Linked DNA regions of Homo sapiens: region 1 is linked to region 2. Evidence: chromatin loops called from intact Hi-C (ENCODE). Cell type or tissue: IMR-90. All regions are shown on one strand.

Region 1 (8,000 bases), 160 kb after region 2:
TCTGCCCACCTCGGCCTCCCAAAGTGCTGGGATTACAGGCATGAGCCACTGTGCCCACCTGCCTTATCATTTTAGATATGTCCAAAACACAGTTTATAGAAATTTACCAAATGATTTATCAGTTACTTACTAATTAGTATAGAATTGAGATACCTAAAAGGTATTCATTCATTTAATATAGAACAACACATCAGATCTATGTTCAAACAGCTCTAAAACTTGTTAAGTCCTCTGACAAGTCAATCACTCTTTCTAAGAATTATTTACTCATCTGGAAAACAGGAGTAACAAGAGGAACTGTGTCAAAGAGATATTGGGGGGATTAAATTATGCATATGATGTACTTAGCACAGCACCTAGCATAGAGCATAGAGTAAGTGCCCAATAAATGTTACTATAAATATTATTAATATTTTCTTATCTCTAAGCATAGTGTTCAACAATTAACTGCATACCATGATACTTTTATAAAACCAATATATAGATATATTGTTCAACTTTTCACACTATTTTACTCTATAGCATATGTGAATATAATTGTTAATTATAAATTCCAAAATTTGAAATTCCTTTGTCTCTTCCTTTTCTGTGGCTTCATATATGCACTACTTCCATAAACTACATGTGAAGCTGACATTTTTCTGTCCATTTATTGGACTACATTTAGATTTATATCCTTACCTATCTTTGGATTTTATATAATAATCAGAAATTTGGAGTCAGATTACCTTATGTATAATGGTTAACTTTTAAAGAAATTTAAGTGGATTAAAGTTAAATAAACTTTAGAGAAACCTAAAAGTCACAGAAGCCTTAAAGGTACATACATATTTTTAAAATCCTAATTTTACACTGTTAGCATCTTGATGTGATATCAACACCATTTATGAAGACACTCTTTGTTAATTAGTTTATGGGGTGTTAGGTGAATTATTCAGTAAATGGTTATCAAAAATCAAATATTTAACTATAAACATTGAATGATAAACAATATTCCTCTGATCTTAATAATTGTCGTAAGTACATTACTTCAACAACTATTTACTGAATTCCTTTTGAGTGGAAGACATTGTCCAATGTGATAGGGTCTTTGAAATTAAAAAAAAAAAAAAAGAAAAGCCTGTTATCCAATTTGATGAGCTCAAAGTCTGTTGGGTGAGACAGATGTAAAAAGATATCATAATATAAAAATAAGAATGAAATACTGACTTGCAGGGGCCCAAGGGGTAGTTGTAAGAGAAGGGAAGATCAGAGGTATGGGGGCGTCTTTGAGGATGTCACACATCTGATGTCAGGCAAGTACTTGAGGAAATGTGACAAGTTTATTGTAAATGAATCACAGGGGCCCACAGGGTACCTAGTGGAGCAGATGGAAAGGGGTTGGAGCTCTAATCCTGGAAATTGCTAATATATTACAATAGTTTGGATTCGTCTTTAAGCACTAGTTGAGGATCTAACATTTTTCCTAATAGAAGATCAACAAAGATAAAATTCAGTTTTGAAAGTTATCTGTGGCAGAATACAGAGGGAAGATTAGATAGAATGGAGAGAACTAGGCCACAGAGAAAAGTTAGGAAGCTATGGTGAAAAAAGATGAGTGCTGAACTGACGCAACTGTATCAGTAAAATAGGAAAGCGATGTGCTGGGTTCAAGAGATATTTCAAGATAAAATAAAAATGATTTGAAAACTGGATAGATATGGAACTTGGGCAAGGAGCTGAGAATGCTTGATTAATTTAGGCTATAAAAGGAAGACAAAGTGTGTGTGTGTGTGTGTGTGTGTGTGTGTGTGTGTGTGTGTGGAAGGGGGACTCGTAATCTCATTTGTGGATACAATTTTTGAAGTACCTGTGGGAAACAGGCAGAGATATTCAAGAGGCAATGAGATCTGGCAGTTAAGTGAGAAAGTTAAGTTAAAGATAATGGATTTAGGAGCCAGTGTCAGATAGATGGTAACTGAGGACACAAGAGTGTCTGCGATCACCGAGAAGAGCAGGCAGAATCAAAGACAGACAAGGACAGATCCTAAAGAATGTAACACATTTAAGGGTTTACCCAGGAAGAGGATCCAGCAAAGAAGGAGCAAGTAGAGCAGAGAGAAGCAAGAGGCAATCTGGAAGGCAAAGTAATGGCAAAAACTGCAATGACTTATGCACCAACTTAATAGTAGAGAAGATTTTTTAGGAAGCAGAGATTGTCATCATCTTATCAGTCAGCAGCAGTGGGTGAGCCTCCTCTCAAGAGACAAGGCTGCTAACAAGGAGTTAATTCACTGTCACCACCCTTTCACAATCTCTAGTAGAAGTGCTAGCAGAAAGAAAATAGTCCCATGATAGAGACGGCAGAAGAGAGAAAGAAGGAACAAGACGTTTAGATAACTCATAAATGAGTCATCAGTCCATAAACAAGAAAAAGTCAGCAATGTGACCATTCCTTCTGACATAAAGGAGCAAGAAGACCTCTCAATTAAAAAGAAGTCTTCCTAAGAATTGAGGCAACATGGTAATTTAAGCAACATTGAATCTCTGCAGGCAAATTGCTTGGTATAACTCAAAAATTATTGATGAATGAACTTGGGTAAGACACTCTACCAGCCAGGGCCTCGGTTTCCTCATCTTACAATTAGGAGGAATGGGTAACATAAACTCTATGAGCCTTTTCAACTCAAGCATACCAAGAGCCCATCTGGTCCTCACAAGTATCATATGTGGTAGGAACTATTTTTAGCCTATTTTACAGGTGAGGTGACCAAGATACAGAGAGTTTAGAAAACTGACCCACACAGGAAAAGAGTAGAAAAGCTAAGTTTTGAATTTGGGGCTTTCTGACTACAAAGCCCATGTGCTACAGGACCCCATTGGAGCTCTTAGAACTTTCAAAGTACTTCAGCATTCTTCCTATTTTAAAAATGTGAGGCTATGAGGGAATATGGATAGGTATTGCTACCTGCACAACAGGTAAAGAAACTGGGAATTTACCTACAACTATACGCCCAGTAATGGAGAGCCCTAATTCAGGTCTCCTAATTCTACTCTACTTTATGATCTTTTAAAGACCAGTAATTACATTACATTAACAAACACTAACCTTGAGACCAAATTTAACATCTTGGAAAGAAACCACTGTTACTCTTATAACTGTATAAAATATCCTTTCTTTCTAGAAATCATAGCATCCCATATGGAAGTAAACTATCTGAGATTCTGCCTTAAGAAGTGTAGATGGCAGTTTAAGTATAGCCCTCTAAAAAGTAGCAGCTTTTCCTACATCATCTTACTAGTTAATCTTCCTGGGAACGGGCTGATATTTACTCATCCCAGGAGACCACTGAATTGTCTGGACTCCAAAAGATACCAAGGATAAGGTTTTAAGTTCCCCACCATTAGTCATCACTTGGAGAAAAGTGACAGAGCTCTTTACAGATGCATTGCCTTGTCTTTGCCCTTAAAATTAACAATTTTCAATGAATTTAAATTAGGAAAAGTCAGTAAAGAGTGCCCTCCCTCCCTTAAAAGTGGTCGGTTCCCTGGGTAAGATGTGAAATACTTGGCAGTCTCCAGACGACAGGATCAGATAGGCTAACAATGAATTTGAGAGCTTGCAAAGAAAAGTTAGACAGAATGGATCAGGTTAAAGTGGACACAAATGCCCAACTACAAATTCTAATTATTTTCCTTCCCACTCTTGGAACAAAGAGACAATTGTAAAATATATTTTGTATGTATATATACACAAATATACATATACATATATACAAATAGTGAAAGTATCTCCTATTATTGATGCTCAGAATTTCTATGGAATATAATATATGTGCAGTTTTAACAGTTGAATAATAAAAAATGAATACTTCCTTAGAACTAGGATATAGCTAATTTCTAATATAGGTCTTTTGAGGCCATGCCTAGGTTATTCTGGTAAACTGATATTGTGGAGAAAACGTTTTTGAGTCACGAAATTCTGGATTCAAATCTTAGCACGTCCTCTTAGAGCTCTGTAGATCCAAGTTACGTAACTTTTCAGAGCTTCAGTTTTCAAAACATCTGTAAGATGGAGGAAAGAACACCAACTTTTGGGGGTTCTTATAAAGATTAAATGTGATAAAGAATGTAATCTCTCTAGAACCTTTAGTTCTCATTTCCTTTATTGCCTCCTATTCCTTTGGTGATCATGTACAACAAAATAGGAAACACTTGCTGATGTTGGTAAACCATGAACTCAACTCCAAAGCAGGAGGTTTAAATAACCAAGAAAACTCCAGGAACTGATGCCATTATTTTCCTAATGAGAAGCACTTATAGTCATGCGAAATACACCACACACTTACTTCTAGGTCATTGGCCAACATTTTTGTCCTGAGTGGCAGTGATTGGCTACTCACATTACCCTCTGAAAGCAGCTCTATTTTAGTAGAAGTTGTCAAGTAGCTGATGTATGCTGAAAACTATAGAAAGTCACCCTTTCCTCAAGTTCTTAATTGCATCCATTTGTTTAAAAATGCCAAAAATGCACATGCTCTGACCTTTCTGAGATTTGAACTCAGATCCAGTGAGGAAGTAGAGGCTGAGGATTAGGAAAGAACCATGTGTCTTTGGAAATTGGCCATGTGCCTCGTCTAGTTGACCTTGGATACTTGAGATTGGGTCCAGTGGTTCCCTCACTTTCTTTGCTTCACAAATTAAAAAGATCTAGCCCATAAGAGATGTCTGTGTGTCCATTTCTTGCACTAGGAATATGGGAAAGCTGCTTAAGAAACTGCTGCTTGCAGCTCATGAAATCATGAGTCATTTGTGTAGTAAAGTGAATTGGCCACTTACATTTGTACAAAGTTGAAAAGAGGGTGGGCTGGGGAATGGGGTAATTCCAACTCAGAAATAAATCATCTGAGTGGACTGTATGCCCCTTGAAATGCTGGGGCAGGTTGCTGGGTTCACAGAGAGCAGGTCCCCAGCACTGACATCCTTCCAAGTAACAAATCTTCATCAAGGCCTCACGACCTCTTTAACACCAGCATATAACACAGAAGATTTCAGATCATAGTGTGCTCTCTCTTCCACTTCCTGTTATTTTTAATTCTCTGCTTTGTTTCATGTTTTTAAAAGTCTTTACTAACACTTCTAGGGGCAGCTTCTGAATGAGACAGTGGCCAGTAATTTCTCTGACGAATACACATTGTTGTCCCCTCTTTGGGGCTGAGGAAATCCGAGGCAGGAAATGGTCAGTGGCTTGTTCAGTGTGGTGTAGAAAGGTAGAGACAGACCGACCTCATGAGCAGTTCACCGGTTAATTAAGCCCACTGAACCCTGCTGCCACCTGGAAATGGGTCCTGGGCTCGTTCCTGCACTTCCTCCTCCACACCTGCAGCTGGGCAGAGCCCAGCTGCAGCCACCCCCCTCGGGTGCTGGCTGCCACTGCTTTGGCTGGTTGTTCCCTCTCTTTAACCCATTTCTTTTCACTCTTGGACCTTTTATCCTTTTCAGTCAAATGATAGATCCAAGTCCAGAAATTACAGAACAACAGATTGGAACAACAAAGGCAATGAGAATGTCTTTCTAGCTTTCTAAACTTAGGCCCCCAAAGACTTCCAAACACATTTCAAAAAATTATTATCTAAAAGCACAGGGGAACAAGTTTAAGGCTGAGACATGTACTGCATATTTTGAGACAGAGTTACATACTCAATTTGCTTAAAAAAAAAATAGAGTATTTAGTATCATATTTGCAGAGTCACATGTCCCAGTCCACAGGAACTACACAAACTGTGTCTTCAGAAGTTGGTAGTTGGTAATCTCTTTTAGGCATGCTTAAACCAGAAGAAGAAGATGTAAAATTGGACACAGGAAAAAGATTCTCAGTGTTGCACAGAGGGAAGAACCAGGAAGATCTTAGCCTACTCCTCAACCTAAACCCTCCATTCATACTTGGCCTTTTCTTTTCAGTCTGTAGTTTGACTTTTCTGCCCTAAAGTCTATGGCCCTGATGAACTCCCAGGAAGAGGAAGCCACTGCTTTCTTCCATTTTAATGCCTCTCTTAAGTCCCACCTCAAATTTCACCTTTCTCATAAGGCTTTCCTCAATTCTTCCCAGAGAATTTTACTTCACTTCTCTTGATTGCACCAATTTTTATTGTTGGTACCATTAAATTTGTAGCTTTACATGTAGACATTTTGGAAGTTTTACATGGGTATGTCTGGTCCTGGTATTCTATTTATCCATACTGCCCCAGAGTGTCCAGGCCATGGTGCACTCCAGATTACTTGTAATAAAATGCTTATGGATCATTTAGGTATGCTGTGTATTACAGACACTCTGTTCTGAAAATGAAAAGCAGAAAGAGACTCAGTCCCTGTTCTCAGGAAGCGTGCAGCCCATTGAGAGAAGAAAGCAGGGAAGCAACTGATTAGAAGCCAACGTAATGTGTTTTCTCACAGAGGGTGTGAATTCAGGGCTGGAGCAACACGGTGCAGGGGCATCCAACTCTGGGTAGGACACTGGGGAGTAGAAGTCAGGGTGACTTTTGAATTGAGACTTGAAAAAGCAAAGGTTCACCAGGAGACAAAGGGCAGGGGTAATTCCACCAGGGGCAGGAGGAGGTGCACAAGCAAATAGGTATGTAAGAGGCCATGAAGCAAAGTATTCAGAGAATTAGGAATATGACTGGAGACCAGGGAGTGTGAGAGCAGGATGGTGGGGATGTGGAATGAAGAAGCAGACCAATATGTTCGAATTCAGTGGATGCATAAGCGCATCCAACATACTTTGCTCAGTGCTCATTACATGTTACACTGCTGTTCCTATTAAAGTATAACAAGTATTTGCTTAGCTATTTCACAATTGATCAATTTTTACTAGCTCCATGTCACTGGAAATATTTCCCTTGATCCTTGCAAATGCAGTGAAGGAAAGTGAGAATGCCACTCCTGTGCATTTACTAAAAGTAACTGCACAAGCGCAAATGCACTGTCCATCTAAATAACCAAAAATATAATAGGACATGGTGACTGTCACTCCACGGTGCTGTTGATACAGTTCACACAGCACTAGATGCTGCCCTGCACTGTTTCCACTTATAGCGTGGTATGTCAGTAGACTCTATGAGACACCATATTTAGATTCCATGCTTCAATCCAGAGAACACTGTCCACCGATAATTTATTCGAGCATCTTCCTTGACTGTGTTATCTGTGTTTTTGCTCTATGGTTTCCTATTTTACAGACCCAACCTTTAAGTCCTTCTCTCTTTTTGACAGTAGAAAAGAATAAGACAGGACAGAGAAGCTTGTAGGAGTAGGTGAAGGTGAATAATGGTTGGCAACTTTCTAGTTGATCATATACCTGAGAATACATTACCCTGATGGAGTGAACGCCTTTTGAAACCACAGCTTCGTTCAGATATGTTATTAGTATTAGATTTTACTATGTAGCCACTGCATTAATTTAGCATCATCGTCTTGACCATTCATCCTTAAAAGTATTAACCCAGTGTAATTCAGTACTTCTTTGGTAAACCTTCCATAGGAAGATTACGACAATTTTAGTGATTATGAACTATCTAGGCTTAGCAGATGCTGGTAATCTATGGGAATCATGACCTGAAAGGATTTATGTCTAAATGTGATTTAAAATCCCCCCTTCAAGACTCCAATTTACCTTTCATGCTTTGCATTCTCTCAAAGTACATTTCTCTGCAGAATACTTTTTCCTACTAAATGATTCCAGGCAAGCTTGATATTACATAGGTAAATACATTTGCTTTCTGCGTCGAGGTACTTGTACTAATTCCAAGTTGCTTTGAAAAATGCACTAGAAAAAACGTTTGGTGTGCCTTTTGAATTTTTCCACAGCAGTGTCAGTGACAGAAGGCAGCTGTAACGCAGCTGTAACCCTGGCTTTGACTTGGTTTAAAGGCTGATATTTGACTCCAACTCCAAAAACAATCATCATTCTTATAATTCAATCCTAAGGCACCATGCATCCTCGGTGAACCCCACTTAATTGT
Region 2 (8,000 bases):
TATTAAGATCATACAGATCTAAGGAAACTGACATCCCTGGGTATTTATACAAGTGAGTGTATGTGTGAGAGAGTCAACTACACTTGAGTTCTGAAGAATGGGACTGTCGGTAGGGGCTGATGTGAAGGGCAGGCATAGGGTGAAAGATCACTGGGCTTGACTCTTGGTTGTTGAAGGGAGGACACCGACTGGCAAATATGGCCATGCCTGTATTATTCCACTCTGGGACATATTTGTGGCATATATGAGATGTAAGAATGAATCCTTCACAGGGACATTGGATGGGTTTTTCAGGCTATGTAGTAAATAACTATTTGGATGGTGCAGGCAAAGAGTTAACAAAAACTCTTTTCCTTTTTGCATGAGAATCTGACCTTTGGTTAACTTCTTAACTTGGTTTCCCTGGAAACAGATAAAGATGGTATGTGTCAACTATGTTACTAGGCAACATTGCATATGGTAAAAATGACCCCTCATTGGTAGAGTGCATCTGGACTGGGAGGAACTATAAATGAACTGCAAATACCTGCTGGCTATGCTTTGGACTTCCCTGAATGCAGCAGTTCTTGTAACTAGCATGTCTCTGGAGAGGACCTTGCAAACTATGTCTATGGAGTTGTTACAAGAGTTACTGACTCCTATGGGAAATAAGGCTCTTAAGTAAAGGCAATTCCTTCACCTGCCCAGTGTGGATCTCATCATTTGGCACCCGAGCTTCCATGGCTCTAATTGCAGAAGAATACCTGATGCTGGCCTACTGGCAAGCTATAGTTCTGATCCTATATTCTTCTGGGCAGACTGATGTCAAATGTGATGTGTGATAGTCTTAGGAGTCTAAATGTCTAGCTGAGCCTAAGAAATCCCCCTGCTGGCTGTTGCATGTTGGTTTAGTGTCATTTCCTTTGGATAATCTGTGAGGCATGACTTTCTGGAAGAGATCTGAAAACAAGGAGGTCTTCTGTAGTGCCTTTATCTATAGAAACTTAAAATTAATTCATCCATCCATCTATCCAACCATCCATCCGTCCAATATTTATTTAGAATCTACAATGTGGTAAGAATTGTGGCAGATAAAACATATATTCAAGGTCCTTTCTCTCAATTAGTCCTCACATTCTATGGAAGGAAAAGAGGTATATATTGATCATTAGTAATACCAGTAATACTAATATCCAATATTTATTAAATACCAGATACTTTGTTAAACCCTTTACATTTAATCTTTAGTTTGACCCTTTCATTTAATCCTTAATAAGAATTCTGTGAAGTATGTATTATTCTACCTACTAATAATACTAATGTGTATTATTCTACACATTTTATAGACAATAAATTTGAGGCATGCAGAAGCTGCCTCAAGGTCACACCCCTAGCATGGCATCTGAGCTCAGGCAGTCTGATTCTAGATCTCATGCCCTCAACTAGTGTGTTATTTAGTGTGATGTGCAACTAAATAGAGGTTCACATCAAGGACTTCATTCAACAGTTTTCTATGCAGGGTCTTCTGCCTCCACTTTCCCATCTCCTCAAATGCCTGAAAGCCCACCAGTTAAAATTAATTTGCGTTAACAAGCAACCATTCAGGAGGCATCAGGAGAACCAGGGAGATAGGCAAAGAGCAGAAAAAGGGCAAACTTTACCTGGATTTAATTGTCTATCAGTTTTATGCCTCCCTGTCTCCAGAGATGGCTTAAACTACTCTCTGACCCAACTTGACCAGCTTCCTTGTCCAGTTCTGAAGGGCCTGGCTCACAATTAGGCAGAAGTGAGCATTGTGGCATTGTATGTCTTCAAGGATTCCGTTTAGAAACTAGACTATGAGATGAAATGAAACAATGCATGTAAAGTGACCACAACTGTACCTGTCATGTCTTAAACACTCTATAAGTCATAGCTATTATTATTCTTTCTTCCTGTATTGCTTGCAAAATGCTACAAACTATCAGAAAGTCAGACCTCTCAGTGGCTTTAGCACCTAGTATTATTTTCAGTCATATACATTCTTTGCATGTCTGTCAGGAACATATTTGTTAAGTGCTTGTTGGGTGAACCAAGGTAGTGACTACAGAAAGTACAGGGAGCCATATTAATCAATATCCATATGATACATTTAGGAACACATACTAGGAAATTTGAAAATGCATTAAGAACCCTTACCATGAGGCATCTACCACATGGAAATTGTCAGGTCTCCAGTTCTTACTCCCCAGAAAGGGGACTGTTTTGACTACAGAGAAAATTTGCTATTATTAATGCTTATCAAGCTAAGTTCATACAGAAATAAGTAAGAGAGTCAGGAGCCACTCTCCTCTTTGTCACACTCCTTGGACTTAACGACACCACTCTGCTTCTGCCCAGTTTTTAGTAAACATGGCCTTCACCATCAGCCAACCTTAGTTCCAAACACTTCTCAGGAGAAACCTTAATGATAGGCTGTGGTTCCTTTTTATCCACCAGAGCTGTCTTGTCTGATATCACATTGATGCCCTGTGTCAATGCCATTTGGATCTTTCCTGTGTATAGAGTCTTAGACCAATTTTCCATTTTGTGAGTTTCCTTCTGCTCCTAACAAAGAACAGAGAAATGCTCTCCACATTCTGCTTCCAGAGCTGCTCAAGTCTCTCTGAAGATTCAGTACCTAGTCTAGGTTTCTTTTGCTGGGGGTTAGATTCTGAAACATTGAGTTCCCTGGCTTCTTTGCCTAGAATGAAGCCTAGAGCCAGAAACGATCTAAGGCAAAGATCTCAGAAGAAGGTCCCACCTCAGGTGATGAGCCTTGCCTGGCCTGAAGTCTAGGGTGAGACTTAAGTGCTGGACTGTCAGCATAGCTTACATTTCACAGAACAAACCAGAACTCCATTCAGCACTCCACTTACTTCATCTGGCAAACATTATGAAGCAGGTACTGTACTAAGTTTGGGGAACAGAAAGTTGGCAAAGACAAGGTGTCTTCCCTTGAGAAATTCAAAGTCATTAATTGTTCATGTAACACAGAATACATTCATGAGTTCATTTTTTTAGAAAAAGGAATATTGATTCTCAAACTCTCATAGAGAAATGTTCACTACTTCCTCTAGCCTGGAGTCCTAAAATGTCTGACTCAATGAAGAAAAATGCCAACTGCCACTAGAGCCTACTCAAATGAAAACTCTGTAGCAGAATGATCTTGATTATCTCAGAAATCCCTGACAGAAATGGAAGCAATATAAATAAACACAAAAGAAAATAGAGGTACTGTAACACAACTATAAATTGCTCTTCTCCCCGACTTTCTTCCAATCATCCAGGGCAAAAGAAGGAAGTTGGTCTTTGTGGCAGAGAATAGACCAGCAGCTGTTCTCTATCCTGCCAAGAGGGGAGAGACTTATTATAAACAATAGCCAACAATATGTCCTTTGGGACGGGAAACTCAGCCAATTTGGAGGGGGCCAGTCTGGAAGAGAGAAGGAGGGTTAATGGGATGGGGGGGTGACCAACATAACAGAGGATGAATTAGGAGAAAACACTATCAAATTTTCCTGTGTACTTATGTTTCTATTACCTCATTAGGGTGATTACATAATGTGACTCCATTTATAAACTAAGAGGGAAGGAAGGGGCGACATTCTCCTTAGCGGTGGCTGATGTGAGACATTAACATACCAATAAGTCATGTGGGCAAACAGTTAACATGTTTGGGAACATCTTTCCTTTCTCTCTTCATCTGTTTGGTATTTTGTCTGCTCCTTCCCTCCTTTCAGCCATATATGTGTATCTGTGACTCAGAAATGGAAATGGAGCTGACAACTTGGGTGCCGCCATTTTGAGAGCTCTTCATGTAAGAAATATATGGAGTTTGTTTTACTGTTTTATATTCCATTGGGAGAAAAAAAAATGAACAATCTTACTTACATGTATTACTATGCATGGGTCCCTTGCCCATTCCTCTCTGCAAAATCCCCAGAGGAGTTCTTAGCCAGGTGCAGATTGGAATTTTAAAGGTTCTTATTTCTTAGGACATTTTTCTACATGTGGAGAAATGCCATTCTTTTCACAGACTAACTTGTCAGTGTCCTGATTCTAAGTAGTAACTCTAGACGGGGATATTTTAGGGGAATGCTGTTTATGGATATACTATTAATTTGTGCCTTAACTTTTTAAATAGCTCACTAGGACAGTAAAATTCACTGAGTGATATTTAACAAATGAGGAAAATGGGTTTCAAAAATGTGAAACAACCTGTTCTGATAGTTAGAGAAGGAGGCCAGACTGCGATCCTGTAACAACAGCAGTTATACAGAACATGACTGTAATAAACAATTTCTAAGGGAGGTTGGACAGTTTAAGGAGGGGTTCCTTTATCCATGGGTTCTTCCAATGAGGGAGCAGTGTGGGAGTGTGACGGTGTTAAGTAGGACCAATTCTATTTAAAAGGGTCCCTCAGAGAGAGAGAAAAAAAGAATTAACTATTTAGCCTGTATTTGTCTTACATATGGTTTTAATTTGATATACTTACCCTTTGTTCCCATATAACCATATTAACCCTTCCCCATTTTGTTATATTACTTCTGGTTTTAATTTTGGGGGCTTCCAAAGGCATTTTTGCAGTTATCATTTCTCAGAAGATGTGCACTGATTCTGTTTGTTCTTATGATGGCAAACTAAATAAAGAGTTTGAGGATCTGCATTACACATGAACAGGAAGGGATTTCTTTATTCAGATTAGAAAAAAATAAATTTTAAATATTTCTATTGTAGACAGTATAGTAGGGAGATTTCACTCTACCTGGGGCCTGGGAAGTAGTATTTACTTAAATTAGCAATCAGTCCATTCATTTAGATCTACTGTTCCATATGTTTTCTGTTCACATTATTTTGGTTACAGTATCTTAGCTATCCAGCAGATGGCATCTGCTTCAAAACTCTCCTAACTTCCATTTACATTTCAGGACAAACAGGATACTGATACATTGAAACCTCCCTTAATTGACTTCTACATTTAGTACCTAGAAAAGGTTGCTGGAAATATAATTAAGGGTAGACCATTCATTCCCTTTTTCTTGGTAAGAGTCATACTTCTCTCTTGCCATGCCCATGGCACTACCATGGACGCCTAAGAAAACCTCAATAATTTGAAAGGAAACATAATCAGAATTAAACCCACAAGCTCTCTTTAAAAATCTATTACTTTAATTGCTTTCAGCACTACACAAGAGCTTAGTATTAATGGCAGATTTAGACAAGCAAAGCTAATCTCAAACCTCCTCTAAGAGAGGAAAGAGGCAGGGGGGAAAAAAAAGAGCCAGCTACTCCAAGAAGTGAGGGTAAATGAATACACAAAGCTTTATGCATAGTTACCATACAGAGCCTTTTCTCTCTATACTTTGTATGAAAAGATGGGTGTGATTGAATGACTTCTAACGTTTAATGACACCTTTGCTCCAGTGCTTTGTAAAGCTCACACATGAATACACTGATCCATTTCCAGATGATCCTGGGGCCCCCATCCTTTTGTGTCAAGCACAAAGAAAAAGGAGAGAGAGGGAGAGACAGAGACAAAGAAACAGCCCATGTAACCAAGCGCCGAACATGATTTGAACAACCAACTTAGTAAACATCAATCTTAGGCTGTGTTATGTGAAATGGAGTCATACTCCAAAAGAAATGTTGGCTACATTTAAAAGATCACTTTGTCTAAAGAAAATGCCAAGTTGAATTTTCATGTACTAAGTCATCTTTCTACAAGAAGCTGACAAGACAAAAGCAACAAAGTGAAAAGGTAAAAAATGGCTCATTTGAAAAAAAGTAATAGCATTATAACCTTTTTTTTAAAAGGGTCTGGTTTCCTTGTTTTATATTATTTGTCAGGGATCAATGTGGCCATGACAAAAGCAATGGGTTAGAAATCAAAAGACTTGTGTGACTTGCTGTGTTACTTTGTGAATCACTTCACCTCCCTGGAAGGCGGTTTTCATCTATGTAATATAAAGGATGGAACCAAATTACTTTTGGGTTCACCTTCAGCTCATGTTTGTTCTAACAGGGCATCCCTGCCCCCACAGGGCAGGCTCTTAGCACTCATTTGTGAGTGTGAGTCATAAGAAAGGATGGTGGAGCTTGGATAGTGGTGGGGTCTGGAGCTAGTTTGCCCAAACTGAGCCATTGGAAAGGATTCTAAAATTCTGAAGCATTTTAGAATCCTTTGGGTCACATGTTCTCTCTTTTAGTTTTATGGCTATTTTCTGAGGAAAAAAAAAAAAAAAAAAGCCCAGGTTGGGAATCCAAAGTCTTTGACATGAATCTCTTTTGTTCTAACTTTTAGCTCAAAATAAAGTGCATTTGACCATTCAATTCTTTATGTGTAGCATCATGCACATTCATGAATCTCTTTAAATCTGGAATTTAAAAATGCCTGACATCTCCTGCCACAGCCGCTGTTAATATACACAATAGATTCTTCAGAAATGCAAGGTTAGAACATTTGAAGCATGAGAATACTGATTTACATGGAAGCTGAGAGTATACAGTATCAATAAAATGTACCTTTGACATCTTGGCTTCCAGAGAAATACACTTTCTTTGTTCATTCACAAGTCTACTCTATTTCCACCTCAGATTTAATTATCTTCCCAGTTCTCATTTGCGTATGTGTAGGCTACCATTCACAATACACCAAGCCCTACGTGTGGGAGGCACAAATCTTTTCATTCAAAAAATAATAATGTGGACAAGCCATTTTGACTGCAAAGTAAGTGCTTTAGACAAAGGCAAGAGGATGTTAATTGTATTCTAAGAATACCAATGTCCTTGAAATGAAATTTGTTGTTTGGTGTATTGATCTACATCAGTAGTGTAGACTTTCAATGATCTAGTTTCACCTTCTGAGTTTGCTGATTAAAGAAATGCAGCCCGAGAAGTATAAAAGGTTTGCCCCCAAATCACCCAGATCTACAGTAGCAGAAGTAGGACAAGAACTTGGGGTTTTCTTTTTTGTTTATGACTTACACACTAGAATCAGTTATACATCCATGAGTGCCATGGATGCCAGGATCTCACTACTGCTGTGCATCCTTTCTGTTTCTCTGACTCTCAAATTTATTCTCTTTGAAGTGAGCTCTCTAGAAGCCATTTCGTTCCTGATTTGGAGTTGATATCCCCTGCATGCCTCTCTCACATCCTTTTAACTTCTCCTAAATGCAACTTAAGCCAAAATAACGTCATTTATCCATCCCTCCATCTCTTCAATGTCTGTCCATTTATCTATCCATCTATTCATTCATACATCCAGGCATCTATCCATTTCTCCATCCAAAAACAAACAACCTCAGAGTGTCGAGTCCTAATCTAGACCTGGTAACCAAAATAAAATAGTATTGTTCCTCAAAAAGCTCCTAATAGAGCTGAGTTTGCTCCTGAATAATCTTTTTAAAAAGTATGCCAGTTTTATAGTTTTTCTTAACAATTATTTTAAAAAGATTCACATTATTACGACAAATGTTTCACTTTCCTTATTTTCTAAATACAGCAACACTTCATCTATTTGGCTTTGGCAGAGAACGAGGTGTTCCACAAAAGTAAACTCTGTAGACCACTGAAACCAAAACTTCTGAACAGAAATCTTCCTTAAAGTGCATTTCATACTTCTCTGCCTTTGGAAACAAAATATACCAAACACAATTTAATCTTTTTCATTTTACACAACTGAGAGTGATCTTTAAGGAAAATCCACTATCATAGTGGACAGGGATATTGTTTTGTATAGAACTTTCCGGGTTTCTCTTTTAATATCGAGCAGTTATCACTTTTCACTGCAAGTTGTGCTTCCTTCCAGCAGTCCTTTCATGAACTCTTCTAATTTGCAGGACCAGGAATCAGAAAATTCACTAAAAGTTAGGTCTTAAATCTGTGTCAGAGCCAGGAAGGCCTCAAGTAAGGGTGTGAAGTAGAGTATCCACATGGTTTTAATGAGTAGATTTGGGGACCAAAATTCCATACTATTTTCTTCTGACTACTTCCAAACT

The links. A loop is a pair of places that touch in the nucleus more often than their neighbours do. Peaks named below come from ENCODE experiments on the same cell type or tissue, not always from the same donor. Only the 100,000 strongest peaks of a DNase experiment are listed, where the experiment ranks them.
Region 1: a loop joins it to region 2, with 2.1 times the contacts of the local background. A loop is called at or near these places in 14 of 110 quality-filtered maps.

What each region holds. Positions count from the first base shown.
Region 1 is chr11:96,210,349-96,218,348 of GRCh38, forward strand. All of the region lies in intron 1 of MAML2 (mastermind like transcriptional coactivator 2), which reads right to left. Among named protein-coding and RNA genes, the nearest start is that of MIR1260B, 130 kb to the right of the region's middle. RefSeq lists an enhancer at 5,062-5,131. In IMR-90, no CTCF peak of the experiment used is centred here; DNase peaks (open chromatin) are centred at 2,353, 3,333, 4,783 and 5,183; H3K27ac peaks cover 2,655 bases.
Region 2 is chr11:96,050,162-96,058,161 of GRCh38, forward strand. The region is part of intron 2 of MAML2 (mastermind like transcriptional coactivator 2); the gene reads right to left. Among named protein-coding and RNA genes, the nearest start is that of MTMR2, 130 kb to the left of the region's middle. In IMR-90, a CTCF peak has its summit at 4,878 (motif pointing right); DNase peaks (open chromatin) are centred at 450, 3,120, 4,900 and 6,070; H3K27ac peaks cover 1,622 bases.